Regions from separate parts of the Homo sapiens genome. Here region 1 is linked to region 2. A link is a contact called in ENCODE Hi-C or POLR2A ChIA-PET data. All regions are on one chromosome and are shown on one strand. Each heading gives the region's core, a stretch centred on a gene start or an enhancer-like site at or near the end of the contact. The rest is flanking DNA. Distances are from core to core; before and after follow the strand shown.

Region 1 (3,770 bases), core at 74-2,573, 360 kb after region 2:
TGCGGCAACAGGTACTCAGCCCTGCTCATGATGCCACCCAGGCCTTCCTGACACACAGCAGCCTGTGCTGTTTGAAACACAGATGGTGAAGGGCCCTAGAGTTGGCCGAGGCTGCTGGCCAGCCTCCTTGTGGCCTGGGGACCCAAGATACAGGTGGGGGCAGGCACTGCTCTTTTGCAGAGGTGACTTTGAAGGATTAAAAGACGCTTACACCTTACTCAAGCAGCACAGAGACCCTAAGCTAACAGGGTCTTAGAAAACTCAGAAAAATCCACATCTCTTCCCCGCTAGTGCCTGCCTCCTGGCAAAGGGAAGATTTTTCACTATGCTGTTCCTCGCCAGCTACTGAACGAGGAAAACCAACCTCATGAACATTATCATTTTAGAGGTTCTACAACTGATTCATGTTTATTGTAGAAAAACCAGAAGACGTTAAAAAAATTAAAATTGCCTAAAATTCAACCCCCCCCAACTCTTAACATTTTCATGTATATCCTTCCAGACAATGTTCCATGAATGTGTGTGTGTGTGTGTGTGTATACTTACAAAAACAGGATTCTACTCTGTATGTGTGGAAATGATTTTAACTTACAGAATATTGTCAAACCTTAGAAACCTGGGCTTGAGCACTGGAACTAATAAATACTGTAGCAGCGTCGTTCCTCCTCTGGCCTGCTGCAGAATGTTGAGGCCTTTTTGTCTGCCACCAGTGCCAGGTGCTTGTGAGTCTGTTATTTAATTTCACAATGAAGGTATGAAAGGAGTAAATGAGTAATATGCATTTTTGGACAAAGAGGTCGAAACCTTTGTGGAACACAACTTTCAAGATGGAGATATATATTCACGAAGCTTTATTGCAGCTGTTTCCCTTACCCAGTTGAAGTGGCCAGTCATTTTAATTTGCAGTTCTATTTACATTCCCAAGGTAACCACGTTCAGTAACTCTCTAGAGGCTAAGCTGTTAAAATTTCCATTTTTATACAAATAGCAAAGATATTTCTTTCTCTTTCTTTCTTTCTTTCTTTCTTTTCTTTCTCTCTTTCCTTCCTTCCTTCCCTCCTTCCTTCCTTCCTTTCTTTCTTTTTGTTTGAGACAGAGTTTCGCTCTTGACCCCGAGGCTGGAGTGCAGTGGCCTGATCTTGGCTCACTGCAACCTCTGCCTCCCGGATTCAAGCGATTCTCCTGCCTCAGCCTCCCGAGTAGCTGGGATTACAAGCACACACCACCACGCCCGGCTAATTTCACCCGGCTAATTTTTGTATTTTTAGTAGAGACTGGGTTTCGCCATGCTAGCCAGGCTGGTCTCAACTCTTTACCTCAAGTGATCCGCCCACCTTGGCCTCCCAAAGTGCTGGGATTACAGGCATGACCACCTCGCCTGGCCAAGAAAAATGTAACCTTGTAAATAGCACAGCGTTCTCATAATGGAAACAGTTGCAAAGAACATAAAGTACAGCTGCGTTACATGTAACAAAAGATGCAAACAAAATAGATTCAAGTTGTTTTGCAGACAGCACAATGATACAATATTAGGACTACAGAATCTCAGAGTAAACCACAATGATTTAAAGGTAAGATACACAGAAATAAAATGATTTTAACAGAAAAATATGACATTCCTGACCTTAGGTCTGGGCACATGATGTCTGACCCCTATAGAGGCACCTTGGCTAAAATGGGAATGACCTAGTGCCATGGCTGACCTCACTTGTGCGTTGCTGAGCCCATATGTGAACAAATCCCCTTGATACAGCACCATGGTAGGCATGAGAGGAGAAGTGTTTTAACTATTCTCTTATGAATTGTAACCAACCCTTATTATCTACTGATGGATGGACAGGGGGTGGGGTGATCATACAGGATGGCAGACATTCCAAGTACTCTTCACCCCAGTGTGGACGGAACAGAATCTGGCTACACGGTGGCCAGTGATGGACTGCTGGGAAATCTGCTGGCCTGTGGTCTGAGTTCCCCTACTTGCTCAGGCTGCCCCTCACTCCCAGTGTGCCAGGGAGGCTTAGTCCGGGGAGCATCAGAGCAGAAGACATTCGGGGCTCATGGCTCCCATCCCCACTGGCCTGTATCTTCAGCACCCTCTGGCCACCACCAGCTTTGGCTCTAACTGCAGACTTTGTTCTTGGTGAATTGCTATAGAACTGGGAATGAGGTGTGCCCTGGGCACAGGGGCACTGCCCCACCAAGGTGGTGCCCACTCCACTGCTGGGAAAACGAAGTTACCTAGCGGAGCCTGGAGCCCACTGGGTGGTCACTAATTTCAGCACAGGCAGTGCAGTGTTTGTGCTTTTTTTTTTGGAGATGGAGTCTCACTCTGTCACCCAGGCTGGAGTGCAATGGCGTGATCTAGGCTCACTGCAACCTCCGCCTCCCAGGTTCGAGCAATCCTCCTGCCTCAGCCTCCCAAGTAGCTGGGACTACAGGCACACGCCGCCACGCCTGGCTAGTGTTTGCTCTTAAATACACAAAATGCACTGAACCAGCAAAAACAAAGTCCCAGGTCTGAGGAGCTCTGAGGATGATGCCTGTGATGGCCTCTGGCCAGCTCTCCAGGATACTGAGAGAGCAGGTCAGGGGAGGCCTTCTCCAGGCTGGGCAGTGGGAAGGCCCTCTGGACCGGGGGAGTGAGTATTCAGGGGACAAAGGCACTACCCGGGTCTGGAGCCGCCACGGAGCCAGGGCACAGCCTAGTTTGGGGGATTCCTCTGTCACTGGGGTAGGATCTCCCAACAAGAGGCGGCTTTATGTTCCACTCACGAAGAGGCCAGAGCTCTCAGATCTTCCCCAAAACCTAATCAGGCCTCTCACCAGCGTGTTGGAGGCCACTCCTGGCCATCATCTCCAACTCTTTACCCCAACCTGGCACCTTGTAGGGGGCTAGAAGGGTGAGGGGAGGTGTCTTTCACTTATGCTTAGGTCACTCTTAGAGGACTATCCTCAAACTTGAGGTGACAGGGAACTCTTCACGGGGGCAGGATTTGATGTTTTGTTTTTAGCCATGTTTGTCAATGACAATGTCAATTTCTAGTTCCAATTTGTACCCTTGTCTCATTTCTACATTAAAAACAAAAAACAATCATCTGTCATAAAAGTTCAGAGTAAGCTGGGTGTGGTGGCACATGACTTTAGTCCCAGCTACTTGGGGGGCTGAGGCAGGAGGGTCGCTTGAGCCCAGGAAAGTTCGAGTCCAAGCTGGGCAACAGAGCAAAACCTTGTCTCTTAAAAAAGAAAAAAAATAGAGTTCAGAATAGATAAAAGAGTTGTTATTCTAAGAAAATAGACTACTGAAGGAGAAAGGCTTTAATAATATTAAAAATAGGCAAGGTAATGCTTTTCATAGTATAGTAAGATTTGCCTAATACCATCTTATTTCTTTGATTAAAAGTTACTTAGCTTCAGCATGCGTGTACATTCAAAATACAAAATTAAAGCATGAGTTGTCATTAATTTGCAGAATTCTATGATTGAAGCCTCTAAATGAATTGTGCAGGAGAGGGAGTTTGTAAACAACTGACTACAGACATTCACATTGGGTCATCTTTAAAAAGCTGGACTCTGCTTTTGGATGCTTCTCGGAGGCGAGTTGGATTTTGGACTGAAGTACTGTCGTTCCATTCCTTTTTTTGAGGTGTTATGAGTGGGGCTATAACATCGCCATCCTATTAGGAAGAGAGAGAAAAACAGGCAATAGAGAAAAGCCAGTTTCCATCATCTTATTTCTGAGTGAAAGTCTCAAGTGCGCACATCCTCATCTT
Region 2 (4,264 bases), core at 1,733-4,232:
AACACTTGGGAGGCTGAGGCGGGTGGATCACCTGAGGTCCGGAGTTCGAGACCAGCCTGACCAACATGGAGAAACCCTGTCTCTACTAAAAATACAAAATTAGCTGGGCGTGGTGGTGCACACCTGTAATCCCAGCTACTCGGGAGGCTGAGGCAGGAGAATCGCCTGAACCCGGGAGACAGAGGTTGTGGTGAGCCGAGATCGTGCCACTGCACTCCAGCACTCCAGCCTGGGCAATGACAGCGAAACTCTGTCTCAAAAATTATATACATATATATTTTTTGGCCAGGCGCAGTGGCTCACGCCTGTAATCCCAGCACTTTGGGAGGCCGAGGCAGGCAGATCATGAGGTCAGGAGATGGAGACCCTCCTGGCTAACACGGTGAAACCCCTTCTGTACTAAAAAGACAAAAAATTAGCCAGGCGTAGTGGCGGGTGCCTGTAGTCCCAGCTACTCGGGAGGCTGAGGCAGGAGAATGGTGTGAACCCGGGAGGTGGAACTTGCAGTGAGCCGAGATCGCGTCACTGCATCCAGCCTGGGTGACAGAGCGAGACTCCGTCTCAAAAAAAAAAAAAAAAAAAAAAAAAAAAAAAAAAAAAACAAAGAAATCCCACTGCTGGGATTGGTGGCTTGGCTTTCTCCCTCCCTCTTACCTGTTAGGAGGGCTGGCCCTGCCAGGGTCAAAAGCAAAGTCCTGGGCTGTTCTGCCTGTGGGAATGTGTGTACTCCCAGCGGGAGGCAGTGGAGTGAGTGTTTGTCTCCAAGACCTACAGAGACTTGGGGGTTGCGTTGTCATGGAACAGAGTGACACGAGGGAAACAACACAGATTCTGTGACCTTTCCCACCTGGGAGTGAATCGGGCTTCTCTCGGTGTCACTGTCACACCATGGCCAAGAACTTCTGTTTCTTCCCTGCAAAACGAGAATACCTGTCTGCTAGCATACACATACATTAGGGACAGGAGTGCCTTCCTTGCCACAGCCCTTAGACTATCCCCCAAAGATCCCCACCACTAGGGCTGGTGCTGACCAGAACTGGCTTAGATTCATTCATACAGATACTTACCCAGACACTAGGCCTCAAGAGCCCCCGCGGGTGCTGGCAGGGCCCAGAGGAACCCTGCTTGTTGGGGGGTTGGGGGGAGCAGGACAAGCCTCTGCTGAGCTGGCCCCACTGATCCCCATCTGGCCCACAGAACCCTGATGCCAACCCACGCCCCACAGCCCAGGACCTGGCAGGGTTCTGGGACCTGCTACAGCTGTCCATCGAGGATATCAGCATGAAGTTCGATGAACTCTACCACCTCAAGGCCAACAGCTGGCAGCTGGTGGAGACCCCCGAGAAGAGGAAGGTGAGCATGGAGCAGTGCGGAGGGGAAGTCCAGGGACAAATTCCTGGTCGGCAATAACGCTGCCCACATCGGTCAGTGCTGCTTGGCTCCCTTCTCCGTGTGTCGTCTTTGAGCTGGGGTCTCACATCCATCACTGCGTGGGGTCCATGCTTGGCACTTGTCTGGCATGCCGCTTGCTCCGTGTAGTTGAGGCTGCCCCTGAAGCATGTGTCCTGCCCTGCATGTCCAGAAAAGGGGATCCTGGGAGAGGCACGCCCACAGCCTCAATCACGTTATAACAGAGGAGGCAGCAAAAATGGTCCCTTCTCCTGGGGCCCTGCTGCCAGGAGTCCTGGGGTCTGGAGCCAGCTCTGTGACCTTGTGGTAGCCAGCCTCTTCCCTGAGGCTTCCTTCTGCAAACCAGAACCAGTGACCCCTGTTGAACCGTGGCCCTGTCTAATCCCCTAGAATAGCCTGTAAAATGGGACCTGAAGCCCTAAATTTGTCTCTGACTGTGACTCGGGCTAGTTCCTGCCCGAGTCTCGGGCTCCCGGTGATTCAACATGAGGGTGGACAATGGGATCTGCCCGTCCCCGCTGCTCGAGCGCTCTCGGAGTCTAGGCTTGCTTTCTGCTCCAGTGCCTTGAGCTCTTCCCACTGTCAGTCATCGCTTCTCGTGGCTTCCTGATTCCAAGTGTGTGTTGCTTGTGCCCGATGCGGGGAGGCTGGGGTGGAGACTCCAGCTGCCGGCATATGGTGGGGGTAGTGCCACACAAAACGTGGCACCTTTATTTTATTTTTGTTCTCTCCTCACTGTCTCACTAAAGGAAGAGAAGAAACCACCCCCTCCGGTCCCAAAGAAGCCAGCCAAATCCAAGCCGGCAGTGAGCCGCGACAAGGCCTCAGACGCCAGCGACAAGCAGCGCCAGGAGGCCCGCAAGAGACTCCTGGCGGCCAAGCGGGCAGCTTCTGTGCGGCAGAACTCAGCCACCGAGAGCGCAGACAGCATCGAGATTTATGTCCCGGAGGCCCAGACCAGGCTCTGAGACCATGCAGGAGGAAAGAAACGATTTTAAATCATTAAAAACACAAAAACTAAGTGCGAACGGAACAGAGTTTTCTCAACCTTTGCTATGGTTATTCTGTCTAGAGACCCTGAGCCAACTTTCAAATTGACGCATACAAGGGCTCACAATTTGGCTTTTTTGGGTCCCTCCCAGCTTTAGGTTATGAAGATTTTACTCACAAAAAAAATCAACAAAAATCACGAAACTAGAAAACTTTTTTTTTCCTCTTGCTGGCCGTGGTGGACTAGATAGATGGACGTCGGCAACTCCCGGCCCAGCCTCCATACTGCGGTCTTTTTACTCGTTCTATCTGATGAGAACTCACACTAGCTTGTTTACAAGATGACGACAGTCCAAGGGCAGCCTTGGGCACCTGCCATGTCCCTCCTTTCCCCAGCTATCCCCGCTCTGACCTTGATTTTCATTCTTATGTTTTTCTCTTTTCCCTTCAGAGCTCACACAGTGGTCACCATTGTGGCAAGCGGCTTTCTGGGTCTCAGCCCTCTCTGCGGTTGAGGGCCCAGAGGACAGAGAGATGGACATGCGTCCCCTCCCTCCCCCCGCCAAGTGCTCACACACAACCTCACGCGCACACACACACACGCAGATGGAGGCGCCTCACTGGGAGGTGCCCCGCCAGCCCTGGGCAGTGTCAGGCAGGACTCACTCACCGCTGAGCAGATGAGGGAAGTTTTAGTCTTGGCGGGTGGAAATGAGACGAAGCCACAGTTATCACACTCCAGACTCCTGCCCTTTTATTTTCTCCAGCCCCTTCTTCCTTCAGCAAAATCTAGGACTCCCGAGTGGCTTCCAGGGGGCCGTCAGTCCTCAGCCGCGCCTGTGTCCGGTGCCCGAGGGGCGGGCGGCGGTGTCTGTATGTATGTGTACATATGCACATAGACCTTAGAGTGTATAGTTAACAAACGCCCATCTGCTCACCCATGCCCACCCAGCGCCGCCGCCGCTGGCTCTCGGGGCACCTGGCAGGAGGCGGGTGTGTGAATAGCATATATTTTTACATGTACTATATCTAGGTGTGTGTACAAGTGTGTGTAAAAATATATACCTTGTGTGTAAGCAGCCCTTTTTTTTTTTGGTCTCCACCCCCCTCCCCCCGCCCCGCACTCCTAAGGGCCCATCTGCCCAGCCTCTGAGTTTTCTGTTCTATTTTTTTTTTAACCCCAATTATCCTTCTCTCTCTCCTGCCCCCGCATCCCACTCCCAGGGTGTCACGAGCCCTGAGCTGCAATGGCCCGGGCCTGCAGGGCGGGGTAGGGGAGGGCAGGGGCTGAGCCCCGAAGCCAGCTCAGTACCTGAGGGGCTGCTCTATGCTGTGTATGCGCCTCTCTGGCATCCGAGACATCCTCTTGGCTGGCGCTTGCTGCAGGGGGGGACCCCCCCCCGTCCCCAGGTGAACCAAGGGTCTGCTCCGGGGCCCATTTCCAGCTTGGCCGCCGTCTGTGACCTTGGGCAAGTCACTTGACCTCTGTGTGCCTCAACTTCCTCCTCTGTAAAACGGGGACAGTCCCTGCCCCTCCCTACCTCACAGGCATGTTGTGAGAATAAATGAGGTAACGTGTACCAAGGGCTTGTGGCATTATTGCAGGGGGATGAGCAGAGTGGGCCCAGGAAACTGAACCAGACCCCTCCCAAAAGGCAGCTCTGTGGAGACAGCCTGATGGGAGTGCCAGCCGGGATGCCAGCTGTCACATGCCAGCTCTGTGATCTGGGGCGGGAAGATGGAGCTGACCGTCCCCTCTCCCGAAAATCAGTGTGCAGCACTTACCAGCTTCCTGTTTGAAATAAACCCTTGAAAGATAGATGCTATCACAGGAGCCAGGATAGGCTGATAAAGACGACCCTAG

Evidence for each region. Hi-C counts contacts between places; a loop is a spot of excess contacts on that map. ChIA-PET counts read pairs that join two places held with the same protein, here RNA polymerase II (POLR2A). Pooled maps may share reads with other maps.
Region 1: a loop to region 2 is called in a map of mesothelial cell of epicardium, with 10 times the contacts of the local background. The contact joins two enhancer-like sites. A Hi-C loop is called at or near these places in 2 of 168 maps with a recorded cell type or tissue (OCI-LY7 and mesothelial cell of epicardium) and 2 of 50 pooled maps. POLR2A ChIA-PET finds 5 or more read pairs at or near these places in 3 of 52 experiments (AG04450, activated B cell and activated T-cell).

Annotation. Positions count from the first base shown.
Region 1 is chr20:36,889,393-36,893,162 of GRCh38, forward strand. TLDC2 (TBC/LysM-associated domain containing 2) reads left to right here. Exons shown (of 7, transcript NM_080628.3): 6 at 1-11; 7 at 3,470-3,770. SAMHD1 (SAM and HD domain containing deoxynucleoside triphosphate triphosphohydrolase 1) reads right to left here. Exons shown (of 16, transcript NM_015474.4): 16 at 837-3,674. The coding sequence ends at 3,540. Among named protein-coding and RNA genes, the nearest start is that of TLDC2, 15 kb to the left of the region's middle. Within about 2 kb of position 1,324, at least 2 of the 41 ENCODE cell types and tissues checked have a DNase peak (open chromatin) inside an H3K27ac peak, as active enhancers do.
Region 2 is chr20:36,524,654-36,528,917 of GRCh38, forward strand. DLGAP4 (DLG associated protein 4) reads left to right here. Exons shown (of 13, transcript NM_001365621.2): 12 at 1,198-1,353; 13 at 2,160-3,980. The coding sequence ends at 2,378. The region is part of intron 2 of DLGAP4-AS1 (DLGAP4 antisense RNA 1); the gene reads right to left. Among named protein-coding and RNA genes, the nearest start is that of MYL9, 15 kb to the right of the region's middle. Within about 2 kb of position 2,983, at least 8 of the 41 ENCODE cell types and tissues checked have a DNase peak (open chromatin) inside an H3K27ac peak, as active enhancers do.